Linked DNA regions of Homo sapiens: all the other regions are linked to region 2. The links are chromatin loops, found by intact Hi-C in ENCODE. Cell type or tissue: endothelial cell of umbilical vein. All regions are shown on one strand.

The links. Hi-C counts contacts between places; a loop is a spot of excess contacts. Peaks named below come from ENCODE experiments on the same cell type or tissue, not always from the same donor. Only the 100,000 strongest peaks of a DNase experiment are listed, where the experiment ranks them.
Region 1: it touches region 2 in a loop (10-fold over the local background); 2 of 110 quality-filtered maps call a loop at or near these places.
Region 3: a loop joins it to region 2, with 3.0 times the contacts of the local background. A loop is called at or near these places in 2 of 110 quality-filtered maps.

What each region holds. Positions count from the first base shown.
Region 1 is chr6:20,950,104-20,955,103 of GRCh38, forward strand. The region is part of intron 9 of CDKAL1 (CDKAL1 threonylcarbamoyladenosine tRNA methylthiotransferase); the gene reads left to right. Among named protein-coding and RNA genes, the nearest start is that of CDKAL1, 420 kb to the left of the region's middle. In endothelial cell of umbilical vein, a CTCF peak has its summit at 3,117 (motif pointing right); DNase peaks (open chromatin) are centred at 2,758 and 3,098; H3K27ac peaks cover 1,482 bases.
Region 2 is chr6:21,107,652-21,112,651 of GRCh38, forward strand. CDKAL1 (CDKAL1 threonylcarbamoyladenosine tRNA methylthiotransferase) reads left to right here. Exons shown (of 16, transcript NM_017774.3): 13 at 750-812. Among named protein-coding and RNA genes, the nearest start is that of LINC00581, 400 kb to the right of the region's middle. In endothelial cell of umbilical vein, no CTCF peak of the experiment used is centred here; DNase peaks (open chromatin) are centred at 2,000, 2,190 and 3,900; H3K27ac peaks cover 2,873 bases.
Region 3 is chr6:20,562,287-20,567,286 of GRCh38, forward strand. All of the region lies in intron 4 of CDKAL1 (CDKAL1 threonylcarbamoyladenosine tRNA methylthiotransferase), which reads left to right. Among named protein-coding and RNA genes, the nearest start is that of CDKAL1, 30 kb to the left of the region's middle. In endothelial cell of umbilical vein, a CTCF peak has its summit at 2,091 (motif pointing right); DNase peaks (open chromatin) are centred at 2,195 and 2,665; H3K27ac peaks cover 941 bases.

The sequences.
Region 1 (5,000 bases), 160 kb before region 2:
CAAAGAAGAGTAGAGGTCATTTTAGGCAGAGGAAACAGCATGGGCGTAAAGCATAGTGGCCGGAGCTATAGTGACTTCCCCTGGGAACTACAGGTAATTCAACCTCTGCCTCCTGGGTTCAAGTGATTCTCCTGCCTCAGCCTCCTGAGTAGCTGGGATTATAACCATGTGCCACCACGCCCGGCTAATTTTGTATTTTTAGTAGAGATGGGGTTTCTCCATGTTGGTCAGGCTGGTCTGGAACTCCCGACCTCAGGTGATCCGCCCGCCTTGGCCTCCCAAAGTGCTGAGATTACAGGCGTGAGCCACTGCACCCAGCGTAATTTCTGAATTCTCTAAGATTATTTTTTTAAGAAGAAAGAACCCCTAAAAATTTAATATGCACTGTGACCCTTAAAAGAAACAGCAGGAAGTAAAAGCTGATTAATTTAATGCATATTAAATAAATATAACATATATGTTTAATGTATTTTCCTTAGTGGGAGAATACAGGCTGGAACTGGATGGTGGAGAAAGACTCAAGGATAAAATTGAGAGGAAAAAACAAAGGATAGGAATGGAGAACAAAAGATGGGGAAGGGGCCAGACGCGGTGGCTCATGCCGGTAATCCCAGCACTTCGGGAGGCTGAGGTGGGCGGATCACCTGAGGTCAGCAGTTGGAGACTAGCCTGGCCACGTGGCGAAAGCCCGTCTTTACTAAAAATACAAAACTTAGCTGGGTATGGCATGGTGGTGTGCGCCTGTAATCCCAGCTACTCAGGAGGCTGAGGTAGGAGAATCACTTGAACCTCGGAGGCGGAGGTTACAGTGAGCCGAGATCGTGCCATTGCACTCCAGCCTGGGTGACAGAGTGAAACAGTCTCAGAAAAAAAAAAAAAGAAAAGAAAAGAAAAGATGGAGAGTGGAGAGCACACACCGGGTAGTGGGAGGTAGAGTTAGCAGATTTTCCAAGGATTTTTAAATGATGTGTACTTGATGTAGGTTTCCCTGCCATCCAGTGCTCTTTAACTATAGATCCCCATAATCATTATTTACAGTTTTTGTATGTTTGTGGTTATTTTTAGAGACTACTCATGAATAATTGAAACAACTTATCTTGAAAATTTTCCTCAAAGATAAAGCAGGAACTACTAGAGAAATGCTACTTCTTGACTAGATAAAATCAGTCTTCACCCATATTTTAATTCATTACAGTGAAGCTCATACATAGTTATAGTGAGCCATAATCTTTTGAAATTGAATTTTGGCAAAGTTTGATTTTTCAAAGAGGATTTTCTTTGTGGTGAGACTATTTTATTGAGGATATTATCCTTCTTTTATTATCAAACTTTTAGGTCTTCTACTTCCGTCTCCTGTCATCTCAGATTGCTATGGCGCAGAGATGGGAATCTAGCTGTTGGGGTTGCTGTTTATTCAGGGAAAAATGGCTTGTGTTTCATCTACAGGCTGGTCTGTAATTGCTTGGGTAAGATGATAATGGAATCTCATAGCTAAACTTAAGGCTTTTTTCCTGTACAGTGCATTTCATTCTTCCTAGTATTTGCTTTTCCTTTTACCAAAATTAATGCATCAAAAGGATGGTGGACGATCTGATGAACATAATGTTCATTTAAAAAGTTGGGTAGACTGAACAATTTTTGGGAAAACGAAAACAAGTCAGGTAGATGAACAATTTTAGAAAAAAGTAAAATCTTCCCTTGGATGCGTGAAAAAACCCTAATTTCTGTCTCCTACTTTCCTACCCCACCACTTTCTTTTTTTGCATGTATTTATTTTTACAGGCATGGAAGTTTTTAATGGGCATTCACTTCTCTTATCTTAGTTCTTCCTGCTTTTATCTCTTTTTCATTTTCTTTTTTTTTTTTTTTTTTTGAGACGGAGTCTTGCTCTGTCGCCCAGGCTGGAGTGCAGTGGCACGATCTCGGCTCACTGTAAGCTCCGCCTCCCAGGTTCACACCATTCTTCTGCCTCAGCCTCCCGAGTAGCTGGGACTACAGGCGCCCGCCACCATGCCCGGCTAATTTTTTGTATTTTTAGTAGAGACAGGGTTTCACCGTGTTAGCCAGGATGGTCTCGATCTCCTGACCTCGTGATCTGCCTGCCTCGGCCTCCCAAAGTGCTGGGATTACAAGCATGAGCCACTGCGCCCGCCCCCTCTTTTTCATTTTCATGTGTTTATTTTCCTGACATATACTTACCAAATTCCAAGTTATAGTGCAGACTGGGACTATCTTACTGAACCTGACATTGTGTCCATTTTAAGCTAGCCCAGCAGGCCCTTCATTTTGGTCTAAGGCTGTGTTCATGAAGACTGTCCCATTGTATCCCCACCACCAATAGGGATGGATGCAAAGGGTCCAGGACGTTAGTCAGTGTCCCCTTGCCAGCTCTTAGCTAATAGCCAGTTTAATGGTGAATCCATATCTATCGTGAGCTGGAAGAGCTGAAGGGCACACGGTAAGGGCCAAATAAAGGTTTGGATGAATTGAGAACTGAACGTGCAAAGAAATAAAGCTCATAACTGAAGTCCTTAAGAAATGAAGCTTTTTAGGCAAGCACTTCTGTCCGTAAGTCTAGCCAATTAAGTGTGCAGATATAAGCATGTGTCCCAATGTGTGTCCATGAGTGACTACTGAAGCCCTCAGGTGCTCTGGTGACTTCATATGCAAGCGTGGCCTGGCAGGAACTGCCTGTGCTATGACTAATCAGGAGACTTTCCAGGGAAAAGGATGTCAGGCATGGGGATTCCACATTTAGCGTCACTTTTAGTATGTAATGACTTCCATATCCTATTTGAAGGATCCATTCTCATTAGGATTCTTCATGCTTGAAATACACCCTTACAAAAGCTGAACTTTCTCACGTTGACTAAGAACAAGATCATCTTTGACAGATTTTTGAATTGAATTGGCAAAGCAAAATTCTCCTCAAGTCCAAGGGTTTCATTTTGCTCATGCTCTTTCGTTCCATTGTGTTTTAAACCAGGTTGCTATTATATAGAGTATTTTAGCAGCCTTGATCTTGGAAACATCAAGACCATTGTTCCTATTGTTGCTGATTTAGTGTTACAGCTGCTTCCTCTTTATGTGATTTAATTTGAGGTTTCAGCCCACCAGGGGGCTATTGGTCCCCACCTATGCAGCTTGAAGAGCTGGCTGCTGTTTCTCTATGGATGTTATTTCCATTCCTATTCATAGCGATTTTTCCCCTTCTATATTCATCTAGCAACAGCAAGGCACTGTTCCAGGAACCCACACTCTCTACATAAGGCATAACATGGAACCATTTGGATGGAAAAATTATAAATTAAAATTATTCTGTTCATTTTAAAATATTCATATTGTGTTGCTCAAATGCCAGTAACTGGAAAATCATGGATAATGTCCTGTTTTTATAACCTCTTTCAGAATGTTTTAAAATCTGTTTATGTTGTTACTTAGCCATCTCTTTTCCTGGAGTGGATTTTGTGATAAGATTTTGTTAAAAAAAAGATTGTATGAGTCCAGCGCCTAATGGCAGATATAATATTAAAGATGATACCACTAATTTCAGTCCACTTTTTAAATAGAAAAAGATTTATTCCGTGTACAGAGAATATTTATAAAATTGTACACCTCTAAAAATAGCCTATGGACATGCCAGACTATTTCTTTGGAGGATAAAGCTTTTTATTAAATGATTAAGATTAAGCAAAGGTTTATTATTTCTGGAAGTAGGTATTTAATTTAAACTATGAAAACCCATATATCCATAATACTACTAATTTTCAGATGCTAAAAATATCTTCAGCTTTTAAAATGTATTGAGCTTTTTATTTTTTAAAAAGCTTTTTAAGTGCTCTTTTTTCTATGTATTCTGTTCTCAATGCTAAGTTATTGATTCTTTAATTTGGGAAAACTAAAATCTTATTTCTATCCTTGTATTTTCCATGTTGTGTGGGTGTGGGTGAGGATGTGTATGTCTCAGAAAGATAGACAGGCAGGAAAAAGTGAAAATGTTTTCATATGGTTTAGTTTTTTGCTGAAGTAATTATATTTCTTATGCTAAAGGAAAGAATAGTGATTGGAAATCTTTTTGCTGTGTTTTTTTCTACCTCATGGAACATATTAAGAGGAGCGAAGATCTTTATTTTATGCTTTTTTATTCTGTGAGTTTTAAGTCCACGTTCACATAAAAGCCATGTGTTTTATTTGTTGTCTCTCTTGGCTAGGAATATTTAAATGTATTTTTGAAACTCTTCTGTTCTGTCAACTAAAGGTAATTTAAAATTATAATTTTAAGACACTTTCTAGAAACTTATACTTTGGTTCAGGCTAAAGTCTTCAGTTTGTGTGCCTGTGTGTGTGTGTTGAGGTTCTTCAGAAGCAACAAACCACTTGAGCGTGAGCAAATTTCACAGGCTCCCTTCATTGTTTGTTTTAGCCTCGTTAATCATTTGGCCTTTGAAAATAGGCTGATCATTTCATTGAATATGGATTGAGAAAAGTTCTGTGTGCCATGAAAGGCCTGAATGGCTCTTGCTGACTCTGTTTTATTCATTTTAAATAACATGAGGGGGATCCCAAAGTATTTCCTCTGGACTTTTGAAGCATTATCATTGCAGGGTATGATATTTGAAGTCAGGATTCTTTATAACAATAATAACGACAAGAATATATATACATTTTCCTAAAGTCTGATTTGTGGAAAATAGAAAGCAAACTGTCAGTAAACAGGTTTTCCAACACAAACACTCAGTTTAGGCAGCAACCAACTTTTTTGAATGCAGCAACAAAATGAATACTATTTTTAATTGAATAATGAAGACAGACTAGAATAGTTGCTATGAGAAAAATGGATACCTTATAATTAATAATATGTGAGCTAAACCTTAACTACACTTGACATTTTTCCTTAGGTTGGTGCCATACTGATTAATGAGTTAACTGCTGATGGTGCCTATTCTGTGGAGTGACTGTTTCAGTTCCAGGGCTTAGAGTGTTCAATAAAATAGGTATTC
Region 2 (5,000 bases):
GAACTCCTGGCCTCAAGTGATATACCTGCCTCGGCCTCCCAAAATGCTGGGATTACAAGCATGAGCCACCATGCTCGGCCAAAAGAGCCTTCTCTTCATAACTAATCTATGAGGCTTATGTGTCATCATTACAGATATTAAGAGTTATATGCCTGTATAACTCATACATTCATTTATTCATTAACTTAGCCAGTATTTATTGAGTGCCTGCTGTGTGTAAAACACCATGCAGGGTACCTAGGCTATATAGCAGTGACACAGTAAAGGTATCCTCATAGCTGCAAGCTCCAGCAGACAGACCCAAGCTGTAACCAGGAAGCCTGAAGGAGGTGTATCGTTTAAATGAATGCATGTCTGTGCCCAATTCTGAGTAACAGCAGTTGGTATTACAATGAAATCGGAAGTGCCCTGTGTATTAAATTTTCTTTCGTTTTCAGTGTTTTCTTCATTTTAGTCTGTTATGTATTTTCAAATACAGTTTTTGATGATGATTAGTGTTTTAGTTATGAAATCTTCTAGGAAGAGGTCACCTGGTTGCTCTGTGATAATGACCCACATAACCATAAAGTGACTTTGGTTTTTAGTTGCACCCCTGTGTCTTCTCAGCCTCCACAAAGGAAGAATCTCTTAAAAAAAAAAAAAAAAAACTTTATGTATGTAGAGATATATACACACATGTATATTTTTTATCTGCTGTCAACTCAATTGTTTGTATGTTGGTTTTTTGTTTTTTTTGTTTTTTTTCACAGAAAAAGCAAAGGACAAAAGATCTTTCTCGGGTGTTTCATTCTTACAGTCCATATGATCACAAGGTAAGAGAAGCATGTTAATAGCATATTAAGTATTAAAGTCTTTCCGAATGTATAGTACAATTTTCACCAACATATGGTGATTCTGAAATACACTTACCAATTACATTTATATTTCAATTTAAATTTTTTAGCTCTTTATCCCTTTTAAAGAAAACAGAAATGTTATATTTCTGAACTATAATAATTATATTTTATTCACATTGAAATCTAGTTACATATTGGCACTGAAATCTCAAAGACAGTGAAAAGACACATTTTGGGGTGTATTTTGGTTGGTTGGTTTTTGTTTTTTCTTTCCAAACACTGTACTGGAGGAACTTGGGTTTTGGATTGGTAAAGATAATTGAAATGCTGACTGCAAAACTTGATTCTTCATTCCTCCTGATAGAAAGTTATTTTTCTAAATGAAAATCCTAATAAAAATTAGTACATAGCATCATGTCTGAAATATCTACTGCCTGGAGCTTTGCTACACAGAAAATGACCAAATAACGTGACGACCCACATGTACCCATCCCACAGCTTCATAGATTCATAGTCCGTCTGTGTCATTTATACCCTACCTTCTCCATCCCTCATGTTTGAAAAATTCCTAGACATCTTTTCACTTGTAAGTATTTTACAATATATTTGTAAAAGATAAGCACTCTTTTAAAAAGAAAAAATATGTAGCCATTTTTAAGAAAATGCTTAACTCCACATCTTCATGGGGAAATAGATTACAAGGTTTCAGAGACTTGTGCAAAACTTCTAAACCATGTAGGATTCCAGTAAATCTGTTAATTCGAGGTGATTTCAGAAGCAAACAAAAAATTTGCACAGTTGAAATGCTAATATAAACTTAAATCTTTATCTATGAATTTATAGGGAGACATGTGGTAGGGATTTTTTAACTAGCCAAAGTAAGTAGTGTGAAAACTACTTTCCTCAGTTGAAAATACAGAGATGTCTGGATTCAGGAGGGAAAAATTGTGCCAGTTCATAGAAGTTGAAAGAATTTGAAACACTAGCTTCTAGTGTTTCTATAGTGACCAATTGACTTAAGCACCAAAAACTCGTAAAAGAGATGTTTATGCTTCATGTGACCATGGTGATATGTAATACTAAAACTTATATCATTCCAAGTTACATTTTTCAAGCTAAATCAGTCACATTGCAGAATGCAGCAATTTGTTTGAAAGAGATTGAGAGAGCCAATAGGGTCTGACAATGCAGACAGAAGGAGCAGGCTGATAAGTAATACAACAGCAAAAGGAATGAGATTGGCCAGATTTCTGAAGGTAGTGTTGCATTTTTTTTTAGATGAAGCCACTTAATGAACATAAGTGCAGCAGTGGCTAAAGTTAACATTTAACAACAACAACAAAAAAGGCGATGGCAAATCAGAGGTTTTGCCTGGCTTGTCTAAATTTCGCCCACTTGTAACATTTTTAAATTCGCAGTTAAGGGAAATTCCATTCTTCTTTTATTAGAACTCTTAATGGAACCTAGCCATTTGCAGCTTCTACCGGCTTCCTCCTCATATCCTTTGTGGCATTGTATCAAAGTCACCTCAGATTATTTTGGCTTCCCTTCATTCCTCTACAACTTAGTCATCAGGCAGTGAGGAATTGAATCTAAATGCTTGATGGAGTTCCTTTTGATCTTTAAGATTGGTAATAAATTATTGTAAATAGCTAGACTGCTTGATGAGTGCCTTTTGAAGCTCCTAAGTTTTGGTCTGTTGCCATTCTGTTTTATTCTGGATGTACAGTAGTGAAGGAAAATGGAAAAGTTTTATTCCAGGCAGCTCCCGGCCTCCTTAGTAGCCTTTACCTACTTTTCTAAGTTCCATCCAGGCAAATCTATCCATGTTACTTTTAATATTGTCTCTCACTGATTGGAATGTCCACAAAGACTAGAACCATAGGGATAAAGTAACATGCACTATTTTCCCAATCTGAGAATGTTGCTATTTTTCCCCGCATGAATTAATAGAGGGTTGTGTTTAAAGTTATTTTGTCATTTGAATTACCCACTTATATTCAAGCAAATTGGTTTTCTAGGCAGATAGGTTTTAGTGTAAAGTGTTTTACAAGGTGTGGTTAAAGTTGGTTTAGACATCTCATGCTCAGTGAGATTTCTGGCGTGATCCTTATGAAAATATATACATATATTGTCAGTGAAAGCTTTTATGAAATACAACATCAGTTGTTTGGGGTTTGCTTTAATGCAGGCTGGTGTATTGGCTTATGCCGGTAATCCCAGCACTCTGGGAGTCTGAAGCTGGAGGATCACTTGAGCGCAGGAGTTTGAGACCAGCCTGAGCAACATTGTGAAACTCTGTCTCTATTTAAAAAAAATAAAAATTAAAAATTAGCCAGGCATGGTATTGCACACCTGTAGTCCTAGCTACCGGGGACAGGTTTAGGCAGGAGGATCACTTGAGCCCCGGATTTCAAGTTACTGTGAGCTATGACTGCACCATTTTACTTCAGCCTGGGCAACAGAGCAAGACCCCGTCTCTAAAAGAACATTTTTTTTTAAAATAATTTCAAAGAGCAGAGTGGATAGGGTACAATAAAATAAGATTGCCCATGTGTTGGTGATTATCAAAACTAAATGATGTTTGGGGGGTGTTCATTATTTTATTCTGCATTTTTCTATATGATTGAAATGTTTCATAATAGAAAGATACAAAAAGTAAAATAAACTATGGTCTGCTCCTGGGAGTGAATGTTGTGACGGTTTGCCTCTCTAGCTATATTCATTTTAATGTTCATTTTCCCCTTGACGTAAGTTTATGCCAAAAAAAGAATAGTCAGCATTTTAGTGGATTCATCATGCTGAGTAAACTCAGAAATGCAACTCCTATTCTAAACTTGGCAAAATTTCCTTCGGGTTTCATCCCAAATTATAGTGGGTCACTTAAATGACAGCTTTGCCTACTAGAAACTGTTAAAACAGTTGTAATTACAAAGGGTAGTTAGTGCAACCATTTTGTTCTCAGTGAGTCAGTTGTATTTGCTCTTCTTTCCTTCCCCCAACCAAGATTGCTCCTGCCTGACCCCAGACACAGGAAAGTCACCAGGTTAAACAAACGTGTTGTTTGAGTGAGCCCAGGTGCATTTCTTAATCATACCCCAAAGCCATTGTTTAGGTTGTAAATGGTCAGTTGGTTTTCTCTTAAATGCTGTTGCAAAAAGCAAATAAAGCTAGGAGCAAAATGTGTACCCAGAATAAGGCTTAGAAAATACTTTATTTCTTGCACTAAGAAATGTTGCTTGAGACTAGAAGAATTTCATTTTTGTTTGTTGCCTCTGGTTGCATGTCCATTTCTTAAATTGTTTTCAGGAATTCTTATAATAAATAAAGACTCATACAAAAGGGCTTGACAAAAGTTAACTCCCATTTATCTGTCCTTCTAAAAGAGAACATTAGTAAAGGTAATCCAAAGTAGCAGATAATCTGGTTATATTTTATGCATTATGTTGTTTCCTTTGTCATTTTAATAAACAGGTAATGAACATAACTTGTATTATAGTTTCTGAAACACCATACTAAGTACCAAGGAGGGTTACAGGGCCAGAGAGCTTCCAGGTCACAAAAAGTCCAACCTGGAGTTGATTTTTTTTTTTCTTTTGATAAATCACGGGTAAGTTAGAGTAGGCTATAATTAGAACACTTTTATTAAAACCATGCAAATTAGCATGTGCTGTTTGTCCTTGGCCTGAAGAAGACATTTCTCTGCACATAAAAATGTTTTCCTGTTTCTTTCTCTGTTTTTTGTTAGATTTTATCAGAATTATGTGTTTAGGGGGAAATCTAGGTTTATTAGCCAAACACACATGTTTATAATCTGCTATTGTGAAAAGTTATTCTAAAAAATTGAAATGCTTGGAAGGAAAAAGTTCTATTTACATCTACAGTGGTTTTTAACATCTGCAAACACAGTTAATCTGCATGAATTAGTGCACACTCCACCACTAAAAGTGAGTCTTTAACAGGTAGTCACTATTTTTCTGTATTTTGTGAAGTGGGCTTCTTGCTTTCTTTTAGTGGCTTGTTATATTAGTAATTTTTCTGCATATACATGTCAGTGGACACACTTGAGAAGAAACATTGTCATCTAGCTCCTGTGTTGGTGAACTGGGCTTTTCTTTTTCTTTTGATAACTATCATTATTTAATTACTTTTCTACATATATAT
Region 3 (5,000 bases), 550 kb before region 2:
AATAATAAGGGCCTTCAAAATGGGATTTCCATCCACTCAGAAATAAGGAAAGGAAATTTAGAGTCTCTGGAGAAGATCTGGAATGCTATTTACTCTTGAGGGTAGACAGCATCCAGCCCTACTAAAGATGAAAAAAGGAGAGCCTGGGGATGAAATTAAATCCATCAAAAAATTCACTGTTGGTCAGGCCTGGTGGCTCACGCCTGTAATCCCAGGCTGAGGTGGGCGGATCACTTGAGGTTAGGAGTTCCAGAAGAGCCTGACCAACATGGTGAAACCTCGTCCCTACTGAAAATACAAAAAAAATTAATCGGCTATGGTGGTGGGCGCCTGTAATCCCAGCTACTCGGGAGGCTGAGGCAGAAGAATTGCTTTGACCTGGAAGGTGGAGGCTGCAGTGAGCCAAGATCATGCCACTACACTCCAGCCTGGGCAATAGAGTGAGACTCCATCTTAAAAAAAAAAAAAAATTCATTGTTAGCATGTTATTTCAATCTTTCCCGGCAAATCATACTTAGAGACAGCTAAGTTTATCAATTCTCATGTCCTATACGGTGCTTTTTCTTGAATATACGGTAGACAAGAGGTAAGGCCTAATGGGTGAAGTAACTACATTTCTGAGTTAGTGTCTAATTGTTTTTGATCACCTAGTTCCATTTGACAGAAGATGTAGTGCTTATGGCTCATCCCATTGACTCTTTCTCTGCTTTCACTCCTTCAGCAGTGTTTTCAGTAGCCTTTTTGGTGATCTTATTGACTTGTCTTTTTTCTGATGTTCTTTTTAATTGAATTGCTATATGATATAAGATGGAATGATTGTGTTTTAACCATGATCTTCAAGTCTGCTGTGTAAAGAACTAATGATTGCAGTTTGAGTAAAATTCTTAGTAACAAGTGAATCAAAGATAAAGATAGATCATTGAGAATATTTTTTTTCTCTCCATGAGGAAGTTCATTATTAGCTAGCTTACAAAAATGAAGGAATTGTGAGAGTGTTCTGGAATAAATGTTATGGCTTAATAAAACTATTCAGAAAATCACTGAACAATACAAAAGTGGAAGACATTGAAAATGGTATATGGACACATCTAAGATCAAAATTAAGCCAGAGAAGCTTTAGGGAGAGTATTTGAAGCTTATCATTTCCATTTGTAACGGCTTTTTATATTGTGGTGTAAAATCATGTGCAAGCCATAAACAAGGGCTTTTAAAAATATTTTTGTTAATTTTTTTTTAGTTTTATAGAGATGGTGTCTCACTGTGTTGCCCAGTCTGGTCTTGAACTCCTGACCTCAACTGATCCTCCCATCTCAAATTCCCTAGTCACTGGGATTACAGGCATGAGCCACCACACCTAGCCAACGAGGGCTTTTTTTTTTTCTCATTAACATAGAGATATGAAGAATACTATATTGGATTAAAAGTTTTTGCATTTGTGAAGTGTAAGCAGCTGTGTGAATGTAGTCAATGTGTATTCTTCATTTAATAAACATAAGTATCTTTTCCTTTCCAAATTATACAAAAAATACTAAAAGCAATCAAACGATTTTTACAGAATCTTAACTAATATAAAAATTTGTTCATTGCTTATAATACAGAATAATTATATAACTTGGCTCATTATCTAAGCTTAATGAATTAATGTTGGAATGTAAAAACGAGCAATTTTAAGCCAGCGATGGCTCAATCATTTTTAACTGAGGGATTTTGGGATCAATTACTAAAATGTTCTGAGCCTCAGTGTCTTTAAAATGTAATGATGCTCTATTAATCTCATGAAATTGAAGTGAAAACAAATGTGAGGTAATATGTTTTTGGAAATATTTATAAGTTTAAAAATAGCCTGCTTGGTACTTGTGCCTGTAATGCTAGCTACTCAGGAGGCTGAGACAGGTGAATTACCTGAGGCCAGGAATTTGAGTCTGTCCTGTGCAACATAGCAAGACCCCATCTCCAAAAAAGCTAATATATTTATAAAGCTTAAATGTTATAAAATGATAAACTGATGGTTTTTGAATTCTTTGCTCTACTCACCTTTCATCTGTTAAAGATGTTTTTGTACAATTTAGCTCAGTTCCTAAATATACCAAAAGATGGCACTGTTTACCTATGTTTAATATTTTAATTTGCATTTTTTGATGAAAAAGTGTGTTGAATGTTTTATCTACAAATGTTTTAAATTGAGGTTATTTTTTTACATTTAATTTTCTGTTTTGTAAATGGATCTTTAATTCATGTAAAGTTTACTAGGACCAGGTTTCATTTTTATTTTGAAATGGTTTGGAAATTCAGATATTTAACAATCATTTTGTAGATATAAACTCCTGTGTGATCCATTGTAATTAATGATAAAACCTTGTATTAATGTGACAGCTAATGTTTCATGGAAAACCTAGTTGCTTTTGTATAACAAAAACCATTAAATTTTTTAAGCCTCTGAAAACAGTCCAGTGATTAAAACATGACAGCCACAAATAAATTATTTATGTGGCTTTTAGGTCACACTGCCCAGGTTTATTCATTTTAGAAAGTTATTTTATCTTAAAAGTACCTTTGAAAATGTAGCAAAACCTTTCATTGCTTGAATTTCCTACTCACAGTTGTGTGATGAGAGGAGAATCTAGGTCCAGGTCCTGCGAAGAGCTTCTCTGGGTGAGAAATGCAAAAATTAGATAATATGAATTTGACTTGAAGTGAGGGTTATTTATATAGCAGGATGTGGTGAATACACTTCCCATACAGTTAGACGGAAACCTCCTGATTGTTCATTTATACAGCCTATTACATCCAATGTAGTTTATGACCTAGAAAGAGAATACAAGTAGGATATTTTTTTATCCCATCAAAGCTATCTATATATATATATATTTTTAAATGAACAGCATTTGTCAGTGATTTTTACAGGGGTGAAAAAGCACAAGACAGTTCCATTACTATTATAAAATGTTTTACTTTTGTTGTGGGGGTAAGTTTAGAAGTCCAAGATATAATAATTTCAGATGTGCTTCTACTGTTTCCTTTACTTAAAAGTAGGGACTATTTTGAGGCAATATAATTTGTATGTTTCAGTTTTTATTTCTCTCTGAAAATCACTTTTTAGGGTACCATGCCTTGGAAAGAAAGTTTACATTTTTTTCCGTTAAAAACCCATCCTCCTAACTCTGAAATGACTGTCTCAGTTACTAAATGTATATAGCTTGGGGGAAGTGAAGGCACAGTTGGCAGTTAGAGGTTTGTTTTTATGTTCATGGGAGTATATGTGCTTATATTTAAATGTTCACTCTTCTAGCAGGGTTTGTTGATGTTAGTAATATGCTACATATGCGATTTGTCTGAATTGTTTAAAAATGCATAATTACAGGAGGATTTGATTATTCAGCAACAGTTCCAGTAGCTAAAGACTATCATATAGATATTTTCTTCCAGTATTTGACAGTGGTTCTGTGAGCTATGAGTAGCATAAAAAATAAAAAGAAGATACTGTGACTCTTTAATACCCTAGAGGCCGTAGTCTTAGGATATTCTTACTGTAGAGATGAAAAAACAGGGCTTCATTAACAAACTGAACTGCTATTTCACCTCTTTTAGTAGATGTGTAATTCTGTGGGTTTGGTAAATAACAAAGGCTTTTTTCCTAAATGATTTAATGCTTTCAGATTTTTGTGGGAAAATTAGAAAAAGCAAAAATGCACTCAGTGATTTTTTTTTTAAACCCCTTTGTTTCTGGACAAATGGACAAAGATAGTTAAGTGTCCCAAAAATGGTTTTAACAGGCTTCCCTCTCCAACCCCATACATACCCTGGCTGTCCATAATTCCAATTTTGGGTAGGTAGTAAAATGTGATATTAGACTACGAGTATTTTCCCTCCAAATAATACTTGTGATTAAAAGAAATGCAATCAAATAGCATTATATATTCGTTATGAAAGAAAGATCTGTCATGCAGATTTTGCCTGGTTCCTTTAGATGCCTTGTAATAATGTGCTAATTTATGCTGATGATCTTGCCTCATGACCCTTCTGTGTGGCCTAGATATGTTAATATGTTATAGCTTTTTAATTTCGATCCTCTGTGTTGGTTGAATATGCTTGTTAGTCCATAGTGCCACTCACTAGTCTGTGTCAAGAACTGAAAAAGAACAAGAAAAATGTATCTCAGAATCAATTTCTTTAAGCATGTATCAGTAATGGAGGAAATTATAAAATATACATAATTTTAATAGGACTTTATGTCTGAACATTCATTGAAAATAGTAAGCACTCTAAGTACTGTAAGCTTTTAATTAGGAAAGAGAGTTGGGTCATTGGTTTTATTAAGCAAGGGCTTATTAACATCTTTTGATTTTTTTTCTTGATTTTTGTTTAATATCAGTGAGAAAATATTACAAGAATGAAAACTAGACATCACTGGCAGTTTTTACTTTATTGCATCCATTTTTCTGTTCCCTAAACCTTGAGGGTTATGCATCTAAAGATTCCCATGGTAGGAAAATACTGTATGTGGTTCATAAATTCATGACCTTAAGGTAGCAGAGACCAAGGCCTAAAATAGATGGGAGAACTCAACTGTTTAAAAAAATTTGTTAAAATAAAAATTCCATAGAAGGAAAACAATTTATGTACCTTAAATATAATTCATCTTTATTATCTTTCCTCATCTACAGAAGCTTCTCCTTATTACTTATTTGTGTTCTTTCTACAGAGAATATACTAGGAGGGGTATTTTTCCTTATTTTTAGCTCTTGATCTGAAAGTGTAATGTTCTTTTCGCTTTGTCTTGAAATTGTTGCCTCCCCATTTTTGGGTCTCATCTGGATCTGAAAGACATTGACTGACTCAAATATCCGAAAAACTTGGTAACTTTCAAATTGGTATACGTGGCATAATTAAGAATATGTTGGTGCAAAAGTAATCGTGGTCTTTGCCATTGAAAGTAATGGCAAAGACCACGATTACTTTTGCACCAGCCTGTATTTCACAAACGTCTCTGTGCCTGTGAT